2 separate regions of the Homo sapiens genome follow, and region 1 is linked to region 2. Evidence: chromatin loops called from intact Hi-C (ENCODE). Cell type or tissue: adrenal gland. All regions are shown on one strand. Each heading gives the region's core, and the rest is flanking DNA. Links, peaks and the distances in the headings are about the cores only.

Evidence for each region. Hi-C counts contacts between places; a loop is a spot of excess contacts. Peaks named below come from ENCODE experiments on the same cell type or tissue, not always from the same donor. Only the 100,000 strongest peaks of a DNase experiment are listed, where the experiment ranks them.
Region 1: a loop joins it to region 2, with 3 times the contacts of the local background. A loop is called at or near these places in 81 of 110 quality-filtered maps.

The regions. Positions count from the first base shown.
Region 1 is chr17:47,953,328-47,961,327 of GRCh38, reverse strand. PRR15L (proline rich 15 like) reads left to right here and starts at 3,445. Exons shown (of 2, transcript NM_024320.4): 1 at 3,445-3,671. RefSeq lists enhancers at 2,886-3,831, 3,832-4,777. In adrenal gland, for the core only: no CTCF peak of the experiment used is centred there; no DNase peak of the experiment used is centred there.
Region 2 is chr17:47,902,460-47,915,044 of GRCh38, reverse strand. All of the region lies in intron 1 of SP2 (Sp2 transcription factor), which reads right to left. The region is part of intron 2 of SP2-AS1 (SP2 antisense RNA 1); the gene reads left to right. Among named protein-coding and RNA genes, the nearest start is that of SP2, 13 kb to the right of the region's middle. RefSeq lists a silencer at 10,760-10,953 and an enhancer at 12,441-12,585. In adrenal gland, for the core only: no CTCF peak of the experiment used is centred there; DNase peaks (open chromatin) are centred at 9,448 and 9,612; H3K27ac peaks cover 2,639 bases.

The sequences.
Region 1 (8,000 bases), core at 1-8,000, 51 kb before region 2:
TCACCTCGACCAGGCTGGACACCCCCAGGATCTCCAATCTCCTGGCCTTCCAGAGAATGGGGAGAGCTGAGGAGAATGGCAGCACCTCTCTTCTCCGTGTTTTAGGGAAGAAATGTCCCTGAAGCCTAGATCTACTTGCTGGGCAGAGATCTGTAAAATGGGATGGATATGCCAGGCTGATTAGATTTGTAATGCAATGGGGCCCCATGGCTGTGTACCCCAAAAGGGCACCAAGGTCCTTGGGGCTCCCTTAGGTGAATTTAACTTGCTTTACTCAACAAGAACACATTTCTTGAGACGTGCACACTGCATGTATATAGCATGTTACACTTAAACCTAGTTTTAGAAAGGTGTGCTTAAAGGTGATTTTTTTTTTTTTTTAGACAGAGTTTCACTCTTGTTGCCCAGGCTGGAGTGCAATGGTGCAGTCTCGCCTCACTGCAACCTCCGCCTCCCAGGTTCAAGTGATTCTCCTGCCTCAGCCTCCCAAGTAGCTGGGATTACAGGCATGCATCAAAATGCCTAGCTAATTTTGTATTTTTAGTAGAGATGGGGTTTCTCCATGTTGGACAGACTGGTCTCAAACTTCCGACCTCAGGTGATCTGCCTGCCTCAGTCTCCCAAAGTGCTGGGATTACAGGTGTGAGCCACTGTGCCTGGCCAAAGGTGAAAATTTTTATAAAGCAATAAAGTGGCCTGTACGTGAGGAGTTATATTCGTAGCTCACAGCCTTATCTCAAACTTTCCTCCCAGCCCTGCTCCTCCCAGAAATAAATGCCCTGAAGGCCAGGGGTTGTGCCTGACTTCCCAGGCTGGCCCCTCCCTGGTAATGCGCTAGGTCCTCACACCTGCACCTGGGACTGGTGGCACTTGGGAAGGGAGAGCCACAGGTAGGCCTGCCACGGCACTTATGGGGGCTCCTTCTCCAGTGTGGAGCCAAGAGAACAGGAATCTGCTCCCCTGGGCTCAGACATCAGAGAGGCTGGATCTCCGAGGCATGGGGAATTAGTACCTCCAGGGCAAGCCCTTCCTTCTATGGATGGGGAACGGGGAACTGACTCTGAGTTACCATCCCCCAGACCAAAGCCCATCCCACTAGCCTTCTGGTCTCTTCCCAACACCTGAGCTGGAAGGAGTTTTTGTCTTCTGAACCAGATATCCACTCTGAGTAGACGAGGCTTTTATAGAAAGTGACAGATCTAGGAGGCTGTGGGCACCTTTCTGGGACAGCTGTGTGTACTTTGCACTAGAGGTAGGGGACCTTACAAAATTATATCCTTCAATTCAAATCACCCCCCAGGGAGATGATAGCATGACAGCAAGCCAGCTGTGGCTGGAACCACAAGAAGGCAAATAAATGGGTTTTCTTGCACATTTACCTGCCCCAGGGAGAGTGGGACAAAGCAATTGGCTACATTAACAGTTTCTTTGGGTAAAAACAATGTTTCTGTTTCTCATTTGTGTTTTCGAGCTTGCATAAGTACCTACTGTATGTCTGGTCTGGATCAGTGATACATAATTCTGGGCTCTAAGAGCTAAAAGTCTGTAAGTGGAAACCAATCATGGTATATATATCATGTTAAATAGAAGTATATGAGCAGGTTCTATGGGAACACAGAAGGGGAAACAAGAAAACTCCTGGCGGGGTGGGAGGTGTGATCATTAATTCAGGTTCTGAGGGATGAAAAGAAGTTTCTCTTGGGTCGCACAGGTGATGGGGGGGACATTGTTACCCAAGAGCACAGCCAGCACTCCTAATCTCACCCTTCTAAGGCAGCCTCATGCCTACAAAGGCAGGCAGAGAAGAGCCTAGTGTTCAGGGAGAGTTGGCAGGGGTGGGTGTGCATGAGAGGAGGCTGCAGAGGCCCCATCCTAGGAGAGCCAGGCCAAGCGGGTTCTGCTGTGGGCTGTGGGGAGGCTTTGGAGGACTGTCCACCCAAGGACATTTTAAGGGAAGGGGGGCTATTTCAGATGGAGGAGAATACAAACCCAAGAGGCCATCAGAAGCTGGAGCGAGTAGAAGCAGGATTGGAAATGGGGGACAGCTTTAAGAGTTGGTGAGCTGGGATTTCAAATGTAACTTAGAGGGAGAGCCAGGGAAAGGGGGGATTTTATGCCTTTTCTCTACCCCGTGCCTCACCCTTTGCCTGACACGCACACCTGGTCCATGGAGGAAGGTAGCTGGTGGGTGGATTGGGCACCTAAGCTGGTAGCACTGGGCCCAGGAAGTGGCAGAGACACTGAGTATGTAGCAGATGTTTTCCACTCTCCAGCGATGCCCATCCGAGGGGAGAGAGAATGCAAGCGCAAATAGGACAGGCCACCTCCGGGTGGCTGCAAAACAACGCTCCCCAGACACGGAGCCATCTGCAAGAGCAGCCCTGGCTGAGCGCTGCACACAGCTTGGCCAATGGTGGGTTTGCAGGGGCAATGAGACTGCAGATCGGTGAGGACGAAGGCCCCTGTGCACACACACTCTACCCCTGTCCCCAACCGTGTGCCCATCCCCTGCCTTCTTGCCCTTCCTTCTCTTCCAGACTCACTAGGGACCCATCTCTCCTTTCCTTGAGAACTTGCTCCAGGTTTTGCCAACTTTATAATACCCAGGAAGGCCCTTTCAATAGACTGCTGGACATCTGGGAGGAGTTGAAGCCAGTGGCACTTTGCTAGTGGGGACACTGGCACAGGTCTCTTTGAGAGTCTGATAAAAGTATAATCTATGCAGAAAAAGCAATGCCCCTCTGCCCACAAACACGGAATTCTGCATAAGATCTCAAGGGCCTTGAAGCCCACCTCCAAGCAAAGTGGGAGAGGGATGACAATGTTTGAGGTTGTGGTGGGTCTGGAGAGCCTGGCCCGAGGAGAGGCTGTGCCCTTTTTTTTTTTCTCCCTAGGGAGATTTTTGAAGAGGGGCTCTTCAGGTCAGGAGGAAGCCACAGCCCCCAACCCAGTCCCCACTTTGAGGCTTGAGGCAGGGGAGGGACAGCCTGGGAACCGGTCTGCCAACCAGTTTAACCGGGACTGGTTTCGACTCAGGGAGTTCAAAGGAAGCTGGGGTGCACCCCGTCCTACCCAGCCTGCCAATGGAAGCAGCAGCCCTTAACTCTTTCCTGGTTGTGCCCTGGGCAACATCCAGGTGGTGGTCCATGCTGGAGAGGGGTCTGCGCCTCCTCAGAAGATGAAATGGGTGGGGTGACCCTGGCTATAGCTGGGAAGTGCAACCAGACACCCAAGAGTGGGGAAACTGAGCGAGAGCCTCCTGTGCTCCCTGACCCCAGATCTCCCTTGGGATTCCCTCCTCCTGCGTGGCGGTCCCTGGAGAACCCTGGCTTCTGGGTGGATGCAGGGGCGCTGGGATTGGATTTCTGGCATGATGAATATTCATCAGCTTGAGCCGGCCTCTGCTTCTGTTTACTTAGCCGGGAGGGGCTGGGTTTCAGGTTCACCTTGACTCCAGGAGCTGCAGCAGAGCAGGTAACAGCTCTTGCACCTGTTTCTCTTGCACCTGACGTGCAGCTGCTCCTACCCACCTCTCCTGGCTGAGCCTTGCCTGATACAGCAGCCCGGAGGCACCACTTGCTTCCCGAGTCTCACCCTCCCAGGCAGCTCCTACACTCAACTGCTTCTCTAGGAAAGGTCTCACCTCCAGCCTGGAGCAGTCGGGATTACAGGTACAGGCAGAGGGCTGGTGGGTGGGGAAACCAAGGCATAGACCCCAGTCAGAGCACCTGGTTCTGCCTCCAGGGCTGACAAGCCCAGCAGGAAAGAGGAACCCAGGCCTCTAACCTGGTCTCCACTCAAGACTCATCCCACTGGCCTCTTGGAGTCAATCCAGGCCTCCAACAGAGCTCCTGCTGAGTAGTTTTCTGTTAACCCTTGCTGAACTGGAGCCCACCCTTCTGACCCCCCAGTCTGGAGCATTTTTCCAGCTGTCTGGTAGGAACATCTCCCCATTCCTATCCAGGGTACCCCTGTCTCATCCTGCAGGCCCCCTAAGTGCCATTGGGGCCCTGCAGAGGGATGGGGGAGGGAGTTCTGGGGTTTTGTCTTACAACATATTAGCTGACTTGCTTCCCCTATCTGTCCCCCTGCCCCTCCACCTCTGCCCCAGTCAATGGTTAACTTGACCCAGCTCAGGAGGGGCCTGGCTCAGTCTGGGCAAAGCCCTTCAGAGCAGCTCACAGAACCCAGCTGGTATGGAGGGGCCTCTCCTGGGACACCCATGTGCATGCTATAGCGCTGGCCACCAAAGACAGGGGGTGGCAGGCTGTCCCATGAGGCCTTTCATGGCCCCAAAGCTGTGCAAACAGCAGAGGTGAAGCTGGCATCCTCAGGGGCTGATTTCCATCATCCCTGGATTGCAAGGCCCCAGGGCAAGGGCCCAGCCCTTAGCTCGGCCAGCTCAGGAACCTGCACGAGCTAACTGCAGGGCCCACCATGTGTCACTAAATGCTGGGTCTGTTTGAAGTCCCAAGCACCTGCCCCCACTCCCCCAACCCCTTTCAGCCCTCTGTGGTGAGGCACAGGCAGGCGGTTGTAGATATCTTGTTCTTTGCAACTTTGAGAAACTGGGAAGTTTGGATATCACATCACCTTTTTTGTTTGCTTGTTTTTAAAGCAAATCAGATTTTACACTATCTTTTATGATGACTATTTACAGATCCTACAGCTGGGTTATTTTGTAAAACAAAGAATAGTCGGCTAATTTTTCCATTTTGCAAACTCAGATTTCCATAAGTCAGGCTTGCTAATGGGGCAAACACCTGCTTACTGGTCCCCACATGTCCTCCTGGGCAGAAGAGACAGGAAGGCCTGGCAAAAAGGGTATTCTCTTTTTTTGTTGTTGTTGTTTTTTGAGAAAAGAGTCTCACTGTGTCGCCCAGGCTGGAATGCAGTGGCATGATCTCAGCTCACTGCAACCTCTGCCTCCTGGGTTCAAGGGATTCTCGTGCCTCAGCCTCCCGAGTAGCTGGGACTACAGGCATATGACACAACATCCGCCTAATTTTTTGTGTTTTTGTGTTTTTAGTAGAGATGGGGTTCCCCCATGTTGGTCAGGCTGGTCTTGAACTCCTGGCCTCAAGCAATCCTCCTGCCTCAGCCTCCCAAAGTGCTGGGATTATAGTTTGAGCCACTGCACCTGGCCTCTGGCAGAGTATTCTAGAGAGACCAGAGTACAAGGCTAGGATGCAAGGGCACCAGAGTTGATGCCTTGGTGGAGGCCCCAGGGCAGGGCACAAGGGCTGTTCCCATCTCTACAGTTTGCTGAGAAGTTCCTCGTGATCTGTGGCTCCCTTTATGCCAAGGAGAGTTAAGCCCCAGGTTTGCCAACTTGAAATACCTGTTAAAACAGGTGAATTTTAATGGCACAGGCAGAAGCCCTTTTCTCTCTGGAGCTAGAAAATCTGGTGGTTATGATAGTCTCAGGAGCTGGATCTTCTGTTTTTCCATTCCCCAAGTTCCTTGGCAGCCCCAAATGGGCAGTGGTGGGGCTGTGGGCCTCATTCCAGACAAGGCAGTGACTCGGGCACCCACAGACCAAGCAAGTGCCCTGTTCCTCCTTCTCTGCTCTCCCCCACCTCCTTCCAGAAACCCATTCTGGAACACTAAGTTCTGTACAAGGCTGTGCTAAGCCCAGGTGGGGCAAGCTGCCAAAACAAACCTCTCAGGCTGTCCCTAGGTGTGCTCACCTCTCCAGGGTGCCCTGGAAGTATTTATGGAGCCCCTCTCACTGCTCCTTCACTTTCTGAGCGGGAGCTGCACAAGATCTCCCCTCAGCTTCTCTTGCTACTTGAGCCCAGCTAAAGGGACAGAGCTGGCAATGTGGGAGCTGCTTCCCAGACAGAGAGGTGGGAAGGAATCCACCGGCTGTGTGCTCTGAGGGAGGGGGTGGGGAGCAGGAGACCAGAGCACGAGGGGTATGGATGCAGGCATTCAGCTCATCGTAAAGTCTAGGCCTGCGTCGTGCTCTCCTCTTTCCTAAATTTGATATGCTCCCCCACCCCTAAAATAATCTATACTCATCATGGAAATTCCAGAAATCAGAAAACTAGAGAAGAGAAAGCATCCTCTACTCCTACATAAAGAAAGGCACTATTGGGCTGGGCACAGTGGCTCATGCCTGTAATCCCAGCACTTTGGGAGGCCGAGGTGGGTGGATCACCTGAGGTCAGGAGTTCGAGACCAGCCTGACCAACATGGAGAAACCCCGTCTCTACTAAAAATACAAAATTAGCCGGGCGTGGTGGCGCATGCCTGTAATCCCAGCTCCTCGGGAGGCTGAAGCAGGAGAATCGCTTGAACCTGGGAGGTGGAGGTTGTGGTGAGCCGAGATCATGCCATTTTACTCCAGCCTGGGCAATAAGCAAGACTCTGTCTCAAAAAAAAAAAAAAGAAAAAAAAAAGGCACATCATTTGGAGTGTCTTTCTGGTCTTTTTCAAAAATGGAGTGAACACTTCCAGTTTTTAAAAGGAGGTGATACCCTCTAGCTTTCTGGTGTACACTGGCTGCGCCTTCCTTCCTGGGAGCTTTCACAGCCGGCAGCTAGGCATCCTGAGAACAAGACCACCGACCTCACCAGTCATCAGTGTTCCTCTACCTGTTCTGTCATTGATCTTCCTTCATCTAGCAGACTGTCATCTGCTTCTATCTTACATACCCCAGCAATCAATGATGTCCAGGCAACCTCCTCTCCGAGAAGTTCCGCTAGCTCATATAGTACCTTTGTGGAAATTAGTCAAAGGTGAGCCCCCAGGGAAGGCAGCTCCATGGCAGGACACATGGCCTGTGAGTGGAGAAGCCTGGATTTCAGCCCCAAGCCCCACCCTGCAAGGTACAACCTGTGATGACCATGTCTCCCCTGTACTTCTGGGATCCTTCTAACTGCTTTCTGCCTTTTTAGCTCCCCTTCCAACTCCTGTCCTTGTGGAAGCTTGGTGGGGAAAGGGAACCATCCCTTAGTAATTATTCCCATTATCGTAAGTTTTACTTTGCAATGCATGGTTACCTCTGTGGGCAGGGATTAACAGTAGAGCTAAATGCTAGTGCTGGATGGGATGGGTGAGGAAACTGAGGCCCAGAGAGGTGGTGGCTTGCCAGTGGTCATGAGGCTAGGACAGCCCCCAGGACTTCCCACTCCCAGCCTGAGGATCTGACTCCTGCCTTAGGAACAGCCCAGCAGTTACTTTAGCCCTGCTGGTCACCACTGGGAAGTTCAAATTGCTTGGAATGCCACTAATTATATTTAATTTTGTAATGAATTCCAAGCAAAATGCACAGGGTGTTTCCCTCCCTATGCTACCAGTCAATGGTCTGCCCATGCCTGGCAGCAGGGTCTGGTGGTATAGTGGGAAGTTTGGGAAGAGCATCAAAGGCCTGGATGCTGTGTGACTCAGGCAAGCTGTCCACCTGCCTGTGGCCCTGAGGGGCCTGGCAGGAATTATCTCAAAGCTCCTGACAACCCTGCAGGGCAATGGTGTGTGCCTGTCCCACTGCCTCTCTGTCTGGCGAGTGGCTTCCCTGTCTTGACCTTGACTTTGACCCTTTTCTTGTCTCACACTCTCCAAAAGCATTGTGTCACCCCACTGACCTGAATCTTGGGTTTATTCAGCCCTACCTTAAATTCTTTCTTTAATTCTTCTTCTTCTTCTTCTTTCTTTTTTTTTTTTTTTGAGATAGTCTCACTCTGTCACCCAGGCCGGAGTGCAGTGGCATGATCTCAGCTCACTGCAACCTCTGCCTCCCGGGTTCAAGTGGTTTTCCTGCCTCAGCCACCCGAGTAGCTGGGATTACAGGTGCGTGCCACTACGCCCAGCTAATTTTTGTATTTTTAGTAGAGCCGGGATTTCACCATGTTGGCCAGGCCTGTCTTGAACTCCTGGCCTTAGGTGATCCACCTGCCTTGGCCTCCCAAAGTGCCGGGATTATAGGCATGAAGAACCACGCCCAGCCCTTTATTTAATTCTTAAAACAGCCCATGATTAGGAGTCTGCAGCAAGCT
Region 2 (12,585 bases), core at 4,586-12,585:
ACAGAGGTTTCACAATGTTGTCCAGACTGATCTCGAATTCCTGTCTTCAGGTGATCCACCCGCCTTGGCTTCCCAAAGTGCTGGGATTACAGACATAAGCCATTGCACCCAGCCAGATTTTCTTTTTGCCTCTATTTGTTGCTGCTTCTCCAAGGGAAGTTAATGACTTTTCCCCAGACTTACCCACCCTGGGTTGATAGCCTTACATCTATTTCAGTAGATTACTTTCTCCTCTCCTCTCCTCAGACTCAGCCATCTGAGGCTGTGAGGACAGCTGGTCCTGCTGTCGTTGGACTGCCCCCTCCAGCCACCACAGAGTCTGAGATAACACAAAAATAACCAAGATTATACCAGGACTCTCTTCTGTAACTCAGCTATGCCCTCTCTGCTGGGCACTGCTGGCTCTCCATAGCTAAACTGGAACTCCTCTATGGTGGGCAGGGGGGAGCTCCCCAGCTAATCCTCTAGCTCAAACTCAAGCCTCCTGTTCACTCCTGCTGTAGACAGATGCCAAAACTGGGAGGGAAGTATCGCTCAGCCAAGATTTCTGACAAGGAGGACACACCTGCTCCACTGCCAAGTCTTGGGTGTTTTATGCTCAGCCTTCACCACAAAGGCCGTTGTCCCCAGGCAGCATATACAGCACATGGGTCAATTCTTTTTTTTTTTTTTTGAGAAGGAGTTTCACTCTTGTTGCCCAGGCTGGAGTGCAATGGCACGATCCTGGCTCATTGCAACCTCCACCTCCCAGGTTCAAGTGATTCTCCTGTCTCAGCCTCCTGAGTAGCTAGGATTACAGGCATGTACCACCATGCCCAGCTAATTTTTGTATTTTTAGTAGAGACAGGGTTTCACCATGTTGGTCAGGCTGTTCTCAAACTCCTGACCTCAGGTGATCCACCTGCCTCAGTCTCCCAAAGTGTTGGGATTACAGGCGTGAGCCACCATCCCTGGCCTCATGGGTCAATTCTTTACTTGAATTTACGCTTTTACATAGTACAATAGGCACGGCCCCACAGGCATCAACCAAGACTCAGTAGAGCTAATGACTAACTGGATATAACAAGGAGAATGAAAACAGAGTAAATTCTATTTTTGTTTAAATGTGTATATATTTCTATATATGAATATAATCAAATAGGAAAAAGTCTTAAGCCATTATCTCCTAGCGGTTGAGTTTTGTTTGACTTAAACTTATTTTGCACCTTGGTTTTCTGTACTTTTTCATTTTCCCATGATAAATATATTCTACTGTACTTTTTTTCTTAAATAAAGAAAAATAAGGTTGAGGAAGTAATGAAGGGACTCTCTACTGTGCACTTAAGTCATCCAAAAGAGGCTAGGTACAGTAGCTCATGCATGTAATCCTAACACTTTGGGAAGCCGAGGTGGGAAGATCGCTTGAACCCAGGAGTTCAAGACCAGCCTAAGCAACACAGTTAGACCCCGTCCCTAATAAAAATTTTTTAAAAAGAAAGAAACACAGTATCAGGAAAACGAAAGTCATGAGAATTTTAGGAGAAAGAATCTATACCATCTTAAAGTGCATAAATCACTAAGGAAAAGAACACCAGGCAGAGTCAGACTTCAATCCTGGACCTCTGGAAAGCAGATTTCAGTAAGTACAGAAATAAGAGGGGTATTACTTTAAAGACTAAAAGAGACAAAAAGGCTCAGGATGCATTCTGCTTGGAAGGCTGAGATGGAAGGATCACTTGAGGCCAGGAATTTGAGGCTGCAGTGCCCTATTATCACACCTGTGAATAGCCAAAACACTCCTGCCTGGGCAACATAGCAAGACCCCATCTCTTAAAAAAAAAACAAACAAAAAGGCGCAGGGGTTGAGTCCTTGTAAGGAATTTGGCAAAAAGAGGATAGATATTGGGCTGGGTGTGGTGGTTCACGCCTGTAATCCTAGCACTTTGGGAGGCTGAGGCAGGCAGATTGCCTGAGCTCAGGAGTTAGAGACCAGCCTGGGCAACATGGTGAAACCCCATCTCTACTAAAAAGACAAAAAATTAGCAGGGCGTGGTGGCAGGTGCCCGTAATCCCAGCTACACAGGAGGCTGAGGCAGGAGAATCATTTGAACCCAGGAGGTGGAGGTTGCAGTGAGCTGAGATCGTACCACTGCACTCCAGCCTGGGCAAGAGTGAGACTGTGTCTCAAAAACAAACAAACAAACAAACAAACAAAAGGATACATATTGGGAAAGCAGAACCGTTCACATTTTGGCTGGCCTCAGGCTTCTCTGTTTGGAAGAACAATTCTTAAATGGGGAAAAGTAAAGAAAAGGTGAAGGCACGGGATGCAGTGACTCGTGCCTATAATTCCAACACTTCGGGAAGGTGAAGTGGGAGGATTGCTTGAGGCCAGGAATTTGAGACCAGCCTGGGCAACATAGGGAGACCCCATCTGTACAAAAAATTTAAAAATTAGCTGGACATGGTGGCACATGCCTATGGTCCCAGTTACTTGGAAGGCTGAGGTGGGAGGATCGCTTGAACCTGAGAGGTCAAGGCTACAGTGAGTCGTGATCACACCACTGCACTCCAGCCTGGGTGATGGAGCAAGATCCCATCTCCATAAAAAAAAAAAAAAAAAGGTGAAGTGGAAACTGAAGCCCTGGATAGGTGATGAGCTGGTAAGAAAGCACACCAGTGCCTTAAATGGTTACCAGGCCTGAAGTCCACACAAACTATACTCCAGAGGAGGGGAGACTTTGCAGACACACCTGCAAATGTGTATGGAGCTGGAGGGCAGCTCTGGGCAAAATTATATATGCAGATCCCGTAATATTACAGGCACTGATTCTTGGCAAAATCCTAGGACAAATGATTGAATAGTACTGTTAACTACTGAGGAAAGGAAGGAGTGACCACAAGGAATAGCATTATAATATAGAAGAACAGGTCATGCTGAACAAATCTGTTTCTTTTTTGTAGGGTTTTGGATGGATACATCAAGAGCATGGTATACACCAGGTATTTTATTTCAACAGGCATCTGGCTGACATTTTCATAATATTCTTGTGAACAAACAAGGAGGAAACTTGGGCAATATGATAGTCTAGTTTGTCTGGGGCTAAGCTGAGCATGCCTCCACCTAAGTGCTGAGAAGTCTGCTGCTGCAAAGTGTCTCGAACTGGGGTGGGTCTCAGGACCAGGGTTCACAGGCATCTCCGCAGAGGCCTTTTTATTCTTTTCTTGTGTGTTTTCACTGTGATTTTTTTTTTTTTTTTTGAGACGGAGTCTCGCTCTGTCGCCCAGGTTGGAGTGCGGTGACACGATCTCTGCTCACTGCAAGCTCCGCCTCCCGGGTTCACGCCATTCTCCTGCCTCAGCCTCCCAAGTAGTGGGACTACAGATGCCCGCCACCACGCCCGGCTAATTTTTTGTATTTTTAGTAAGAGAGGGGGTTTCATGTTAGCCAGAATGGTCTCGAGCTCCTGACCTCGTGATCCGCCTGCCTTGGCCTCCCAAAGTGCTGGGATTACAGGCGTGAGCCACTGTGCCCGGCCAATCTTTTTTTTTTTTTTTTGAGATGTAGTCTCACTCTGTTGCCCAGGCTGGGGTGCATGATCTTGGTTCACTGCAACCTCTGCCTCCCAAGTAGCTGGGATTACAGGCACCCACCACTACATCCGGCTAATTTTTTTTGTATTTTTAGTAGAGACGGGGTTTTGCCTTGTTAACCAGGCTGGTCTCAAACTCCTGACCTCAAGTGATCCACCCACCTTGGCCTCCCAAAGCGCTGGGATTACAGGCATGAATCACCATGACCAGCCAAAACAAAGATTTATTTGTTTGTTTATTTATTTAGAAACAAGGTCTTGCTCTATCACCCTGGCTGGAGAGCAGTGGCGTGATCTCGGCTCACCGCAACCTCTGCCTCCTGGGCTCATGTGATCCTCCCACCTCAGCCCCCCAAGTAGCTGGGACCACTGGTGCACACCACCACACCCGGCTAATTTTTATGTATTTTCTAGAGACGGGGTTTCGCCATGTTACCCTGCCTTTTCTCGAACTCCTGGGCTCAAGCAATCCCATTGCTTCCACCTCCAAAAGTGCTGGGATTACAGGCATGAACCACCACACCCAGCCCAATCATCTTTTTAAAAATGAACATATACCATAGATCACCAGGTAACTGCTGCATAACCAAGTCCTGCACATTTCAGGGCCTGTGTGTGTGTTTACAAGTGCACTGTGTGGGCTAATTAGGACAACTTCATTCTGCACATTTAGTTCACGATACATCTGTGCAAAGTGAAAGATGACATAACTTTAGAAGCAGTGGAAAGACTGTATTACTCTGACTGACACGCTACAGGATGGGTGTGCAGAACTCAAGGAGCCTAAGTGTCAAGTCTGTGCCATGCTTACAAGGAAAAGCAATGATTTGGGTTCAGTCAAACATCACCCTCTCAGAATGATGCTGATAATTTGAATTTTACTGGCTTTTTTTGTAGTTACATGTGTGAACTTTATAGGAGCTAGATCAATGAGCTGACACACAGATTCATGTTCATATAAAATTAAGTTGTAATATTATAATGAAAATAATCTAAGCCAACCCAAACCATTTTTCCTTTAGAGTGGTAGTGTTCAAACTATCAGACCACGAACCACAGTTACAGAAACAATTTGCATCAAGACCCACCATATGCATACATACACCACACATTTCTGTCCCATGCTCATGCAATGAAAGTTTCCTGAAACAAAACTCCCTTATTACATGTGACGGACCGTGATATTTTTCTATTCTGTTTTGTTTTTTTAAATGCTGGCTGTGACCCACTAAATTGGTTTTGTGCCCTACAGGCTGGAAAACTTAGGCTTTAGAATGGTATTCACCACCCAAGTTTGGCAAAGATCTAGACGACAAGTAAAACTTGCAGATGTTGGCCAGGCGTGGTGGCTCACGCCTGTAATCCCAGCACTTTGGGAGGTTGAGGCAGGTGTATCAGGAGTTCATACCAGCCTGGCCAACATGGTGAAATCCTGTCTCTACTAAAAATACAAAAAAATTAGCCGGGTGTGGTGGCGCATGCCTGTACTCCCAGCTACTTGGGAGGCTGAAGCAGGAGAATTGTTTGAACTTTGGAGGCAGAGCTTGCAGTGAGCCGAGATGGTGCCACTGCACTCCAGCCTGGGTAACAGAGCAAGACTCGGTATCAAAAAACAAACAAAAAAACCTTGCAGATGTCACAAAAGTGAGAAGGATTGGAAACACAATGGGTATTAGTATTAGAGTTCAAGGACATCTTAAAAAACTGGTAGGTACAATGTTTAAGAACATCAGGCTCCATACCTAAATGAGATTCTGACTGTGTGGTTCATTAGTGGGATGGTCCCTCTTAGCCTCCTCCTAGTGCCCTCTGTAAAACAAAGGTAATGTCATCCTTCTAGGATTTCTGTGAGGCTCTAATAATTTATATCACTGCATCGAGGGTTTAAAGGCATATATGGCTTTAAAGTTTAATAAGTCCTGGCCAGGTGCAGTGGCTCAAGCCTGTAATCCCAGCACTTTGGAAGGGCAATGTGAGCAGATCACTTGAGCTCAGGTGTTTGAGCCCAGCCTGGGCAACATGGTGAAACCTTGTCTGTATATTAAAAAAAATAAGTCCTCCACTTAGGTTAAAAAACCAATCACATGCATATAGGGCAGAAAGAGCCTAATAGTGCCATGTGGAAAAGCCCCAGAGGTTTTGACTTTAAGCTGAATGGGGGCCAGCACAATCTAGATATGGCTGCCAAAAAGGCTACTGCAATTTTGGATTGCATTTCTAAAAGTTCAGTCATAGAACAAAAAAATAATATCCTCCTGTAGTTTACACACTTGGGCCACATCTGGAGCATCAGGTTCTGTTCTGAGGGACATTTTAAAAGGGGGATTTTCAGCTGGAGCTTGTTCAGAAGACAGCAGCAATGGTTGTGGTCAGGGTGCCAGAGTGGGGACATGGGTTCAAAGGGTAGAACCAAGACTCCTGTGTGGACATTTTGAGGCAGATTTTAGTTAACACAAGAGAGAACTTTGAAAAGATGAAAATCAGTTGCCTTCTGAGGTACTATGTTCTCCCTTCTCTGGAATCACTTAACCAGAGGCAGGACATGTGTCCCTGCTGGAGTCAGGATGTTGAGATGGGGTGGGAAGTTGGACCAAATGATCTTTAAGATTTTTATTCATGGCCGGGCGCGGTGGATCACACCTATAATCCCAGCACTTTGGGAGGCCGAGGCGGGCAGATCACTTGAGCTCAGGAATTCGAGACCAGCCTGGCCAACATGGGGAAACCCCATCTCTACTAAAACTACAAAAATTAGCTGGGTGTGGTGGTGCGCACCTGTAATCCCAACTACTCAGGAGGCTGAGGCAGGAGAATCGCTTGAACCCGGGAGGCGGATTTTGCAATGAGCCAAGATCGTGCCACTGTACTCCAGCCTGGGCGACAAGAGCAAGACTCCATCTCAAAAAAAAAAGATTTTTATTCACTGGAAGAAAGTGCAGTGATTTAAAATAAGTTAAAAAAAAGATTTTTATACTTCTCAGACCATGTTGCTGATAAAAATACAAGATGAGTTTGTTGCTGGCAGAACTGCAAAGGAAGGCAATGGCTCTCCCAGGAGGCTCCCCCAGGGCTCAGGTTTGCTTAGCTAAAATTAGTGAATGACTCTCTTAGACATCCTCTATTATAAAACAAGAGACATAGGATCCGCGCAGAGTGTAAATGAAATGAGACGAAATAAAAACTGGCCTAGCGTTTCTTCATCATCTCCCTCTCTGCAGTCCTTATTACCCTGGACTCAAACTGTTTGGACACTGGGCTGGGTTCTGAGTGACTCTTCAGTTAGGAGGTTAAAGCAGAATCTACTGAAGCAAGCTGCAGACTGCTAGTGCTGGACGTTGCACCATTTCAGCTTGGTTTCATTTTCCTCCCCAGCTGGTTCCTGAAATACTCCTATAGATCTCAAACCAATGTTTGCAAGTATCTTTCCTAGCGTCACTCAGAGCTTTATGGCCACAGGCTGCAGACCTGGGCAACCAAAAGAGAGACCGATCTCCCTGCCACTACAGAATTAACCACGAAAAGGAAAAGAGAGGCATTTCCCACTGATGTTTGGAAATGAAAAGTGGTTAAGAAGAGGTAGCATAGATACCTAACTGTAAGACTATGATCAAAGGCACTTTAGAACCTCATTAATTTGGAACTTTATATTTAAAATATACAATTTGGACATAAATTATGCTTAACTTTTCTTTCATACTATTTAAAGCGAGCCTAAATGGTGTTCGAAGATTGCAAAGGGACCCTTAGTCAGAATAATTGTTTTATACCACTTCCGCCATTTTAATAGTGCCACTTGGTTTTAACAGTAGTTTACATCCGGTCACTGAAACCAACACTTAACAACATAGGTAAGTGGGATTAGTGCATATTCTTGAAAGAAAAAGCTGCATTGCTTTCAAAGTTATATCATTCAGACTTTTCATTAAGTTAGGTTGGCTAAAACTTTCCCAACAGTCCCCAAGCTGGTGAAGTTTTACAATTATTTACTATACAAGCAATAGTACCTCTCTTAGGTTCCATGGAAAACTCCAGGGGCATCAAACAAAGTTTGAAGGCAGCATGGCATAGGGATGGGGTTGCAGGTGCCCGATGGGACCACACACAACATTCCTTTCCCATATTGGAAACCAATTTAATTCCAAAACCAGCAGAAAAGCATCCCCTGAGTTTCTAGACTCTTGATGTACTACTGATCATCCGCCTCTACCTCCTGTCCCCTCCAGCACAGCCTTCTCTTCCTACCCCTTTGGCCAAACTTGGTAGAAAAACTGCTGGCACCCTGCCGTCCCCTCCCTCCTTCCCTACTCACTCATTTCCCGGCAGCATTAGGACATCCACCCTGGCACTGCGCTCATGCTGCACCTGCCCAGGTCACCAGCGACCTCCTTGCTGCTCAATCCAATAGCCCCTCTGACCAGTGCCTCTTCCTCAAAATTCCCATGGATTTTCTCCCACCTCTCCTGCCACCTCTTCCCCTTGTGGGCTCCTCTTCCTTTGCCACCCTTAAATACTGATGTTCCCCAACATCTGTCCTTTCTCCTCACCCAGCACCCTTTCCCTGGGTGACCATGCCTACTCGCACGGCTTTACATACCTTCCACAGGCTGCCAACTCATAGGCCTGTGTCTGGCCCAGATCTCTGCTCCACGTGTTAGACCTGTACATCCAGCCCTCTGTGGGTCTTCCATTAGGGCTGGCCACAGACACCTGGGGCACTGAGCGACAGCTTTGCCCATTCTTTGTCCAGCCTTCTCACCCTCAGCCACCACAGGCCTTCTTCCAGATCCTTGAAAAACTTCAGTGTCTGCAGCTGTCTTTCCTTGCTTACAGCTCTTTCTGTTCTCTTCACTAGCTAAGACCTCACCCTTCAGGTCTCTGGCTGTTTGACTTTCCCAGCATAATTTAAGAGCCATTATGTAACAGGCATGCCATTTCCTCAGAGAGGCCTTTCTGGACCCCTGAGATGAGGCTAACTCCTTTGGGAACACTCACCACTCATTAACTAATCATGAGCCCAATGTATGCGAGGGCTCCCCAGGGTGGGCCATGTCTGTTTACACCACTGAACTGCAGACACCAAGGCCTGGCACATGGCTCACGGACACCTTCAGTGCCTATGGGCTGTATGAATATCCTGGGTTAAAGCAGCCTCTCTTCTGGTATCTCCAATCAGGACAAAACCTGAGTATCCCCCTCACTGCCAACCAATCATCAAGTCCTCATGATTCCACCTCATAGACAAATCTCCCTATAGTGTACCCAGGCTCCCCATCCTCATCACCATGATCCACCTGAGATACTGCCTACGGCCTCTAAAACTGCTTCCTGGCCTCTGGCCTCCCCCTTAGTCAGCCTCCACAATTTGGTTAGAAGGCTCTTTTTAAAGTGCAAATCCCATCCAGCTACTCTCCTAATTAACCCCCTCAATTGTTCCCTGATGCTCTTGTGATAAACTTATAAAGGCCAGAACAACCTGTCCCTCCCTGGTCCTCCCTCCTGACCTCTTTCCCTTCCAACTCTCCCAACACACACTTCAGTTTTTCATTTCTGGAATTAAAACACGCCACCCTGTCTCACTTGGAGCCTGAAGCACACTCTCTCCCATTTGCCCGGCCAGCTCCTGTCCTTTAGAGCTCATTTATACTCTCACTCAGCGAAAGCCTTTCCTGACCTCCTCCCACCTCAAATCTGGGGCAGGTGACCCTGCTACCTGCCAGTGCATACTCCAGGCACCCTTCGGCACTGTCCCATCAACACAGAGCTGGGAGTGTGTCCCTGTCCCACGGTCTTTCTAGGCCTGACTTGGGGAGAGCACGTAACAGGAAGAGAGACCTCTGAGCCCTGGCCACCAGGCTGCAGGCTGTTCGACTGTTCCTTTCACTGAGAATGCTACTCTTGAGACCCAGCAAATGAGAAAACGCGCCTACAGAAATACCACAACAGTAGGCTTTAGGAAGCTTTTTCTTCTGGAGAGAACTAGGCTCCATCTCCACAACCCAGGCCTTGGGGGTAACTCGGCTTTTTTTGCCTGTGGGTTCCTGCCATCGTGGGTCTGGCTTTCTTGGCTTTTTGCTATGGTATTTCCCCTGGAGGAATTTCACACTGTGCAAACAGTCTTTCTCTTGGCTATTTTGGTCAGCTCAGCTGGGCCGTAAGCCAACAAAGCAGTTTCTAAGCCCAGGCTTTTCCAGTTGCCTAGCCTGGAAGAATTCAGAGCTGGTGAGGGAAAAGCATGCCCTGGCTGGTTTTAGAGAACAAAGTTGGACCTCAAAGAAAGCTCACAAATGGGGTATGAGAATCCATTTGGATGAAGAAAGCAGCAACCTTGGTAGTGAAAGACTCCAAATTGTGCTGAATATTTCAATGAGAGGCAAACCTCAGCAATCATAATAACTATTATAAGGTGGGCACGGTGGCTCATGCCTGTAATACCAGCACTTTGGGAGGCCGAGACAGGAGGATCACTTGAGGCCAGGGGTTCAAGACTAGCCTGGGCAATACAGCAAGATGCCATCTCTACAAAAAATGTTTACAAACTAGCTGGGTGTGGTGGTGTGTGCCTGCAGTCCCAGCTCCTTAGGAGGCCAAGGCGAGAGGATTGCTTGAGTCCAGGAAGTCGAGGCTGCAGTGAGCCATGATTGCACCACTGTGCTCTGGCCTGAATGACAGAGTGAGACCCTGTCTTTAAAAAATAATAATAAAAATTTTAAATAAACAAATAAATTAAAACCATGGTAAAAGAGCCCATTAACAGTAAAACAAATTTCAATGGCTTTCATTTCAATGAGAACAACTCTGGGCCGTGGCTTGCTAATGCCACAGGCCGAAGTAAGCAAGAAGGTGAGTAAGGAATGGAGATCTTGTCTCCACATTAACCCTTTACTGAGCCTCCCATCTCCCCCCACTCCGCCATCTCAGACCCCCAGCCTCAGGCAATGACCCTTAGGTATGTCTACAATTTCATCAAGAAGTTAAAATTTCCCTCATCAGCTAAGATCCATTATGTCTCCCCTTCTCTTCAAGCAAAACTCCTTGCAGGAGTTACCTATACTTACTGTCCTTAATTTCTCTCCCGCTAGCTTTTCTTAAACCTGCTCCAACCAGGCTGCACCCTCCTCATGCATGCCACGAAAACTGTTCACACCACCAGACACCTCCATGTTGCTAAAAACCTAATGGCTACTTCTACTTCTTTTTTTTTTTTTTTTTTGGGACAGAGTCTCACTGTCACCCAGGCTGGAGTGCAGTGCCACAATCTCAGCTCACTGCAAGCTCCGCCTCCCGGGTTCACGCCATTCTCCTACCTCAGCCTCCCGAGTAGCTGGGACTACAGGTGCCCGCCACCACACCTGGCTAATTTATTTTTGTATTTTTAGTAGAGACAGGGTTTCACTGTGTTAGCCAGGATGGTCTCGATCTCCTGACCTCGTGATCCGCCAGTCTCAGCCTCCCAAAGTGCTAGGATTACAGGCATGAGCCACTGCACCTGGCCTACTTCTTTTTTTTTTTTGAGACAAAGTCTCGCTCTGTTGCCAGGCTGGAGTGCAGTGGCACAATCTCAGCTCACTGCAACCTCCGTCTCCCGGGTTCAAGTGATTCCCCTGCCTTAGCCTCCTGAGTAGCTGGGAATACAGGCGTGTGCCACCACGCCCGACTGATTTTTTGTATTTTAGTAGAGACAGACAGGGTTTCACCATGTTGGCCAGGATGGTCTCAATCTCCTGACTTCGTGATCCGACCACCTCGGCCTCCCAAAGTGCTGGGATTACAGGCGTGAGCCACCGCGCCGGCCATGGCTACTTCTTAAACCACGTCATCCGTGTTGCTCTGACAGTTGATTGCTCTTCCTTTTGGTCTTGGCTCGCTGCAACCTCCGCCCCCCGGTTCAAGTGATTCTGCTGCCTCAGCCTCCCAGGTAGCTGGGATTACACGGGCCTGACACCACGCCCGGCTAATTTTTTGTATTTTTAATAGAGTTGGGGTTTCACCATGTTCGCCAGGCTGGTCTCGAACTCCTAACCTCAAGTGATCTGCCCGCCTCGGCCTCCCAAAGTGCTGGGATTACAGGCGTGAGCCACCGCGCCTGGCCTCTTCTTCCTTGAAACACTTTCTTTACTTGGCCTCTAGGACACACTTGCTAGTCTCTGGCTAACTTCTCCCATATCTCCTTTGCTGGTTCTTCCTCTCCTCTCAAATTCTAAATGATTGGGTTGCCCCAGGACTCTGTCTCAGGACCTTTCTTCTGTCTACACCTGTTTCCTAGCTGATTTTGTCTAGTCTCGTGGGTTTAGAAACCAGTAAGATACAGATTCTATATAATTTTAACTCTCACATTTCTATCTCGACTGGTATATCCAACTGCCTACTGATAGCTCCACTTGGATGTATTAATAGGCATCGTAAATCTAACTAGCCCCAGCTGGGCGCTGTGGCTCACGCCTGTAATCCCAGCACTTTGGGCGGCCGAGGCAGGTGGATCACCTGAGGTCAGGAGTTGGAGACCAGCCTGGCCAACATGGCGAAACCTCGTCTCTACTAAAAATACAAAAATTAGCCGGGCGTGGTGGTGCCCGCCTGTAATCCCAGCTCCTTGGGAGGCTGAGGAAGGAGAATCGCTTGAACCCGGGAGGTGGAGGTTGCAGTGAGCCAAGATTGTGCCACTGCACTCCAGCCTGCGTGACAGGAGCAAAACAACATCTCAAAAAACAAAACAAAACAAAACAAAAATCTAACTAGCCCCAAACAGTGCTCCCGATATTGTCCTAATCCTGTGACTCCTTCAAAATTCGCCACTGCAGTGAATGAATAGTAACTTCATCTTTCCAGCTCCTCAGCCTTAAAACCTTGGGAGTTATCCTTATCTTTTTTCCACACCCTACACTTGACAGCAAACACTCTATCTTCAAAATATATGCCCAATCTGACTGCTTCTACCACCTCCTCTGTCATCACCTAGGTCCAGGTTTCTATCATGTCTCCCACGGATTAACCTCCTAGCTGTGCTTCTGACCTT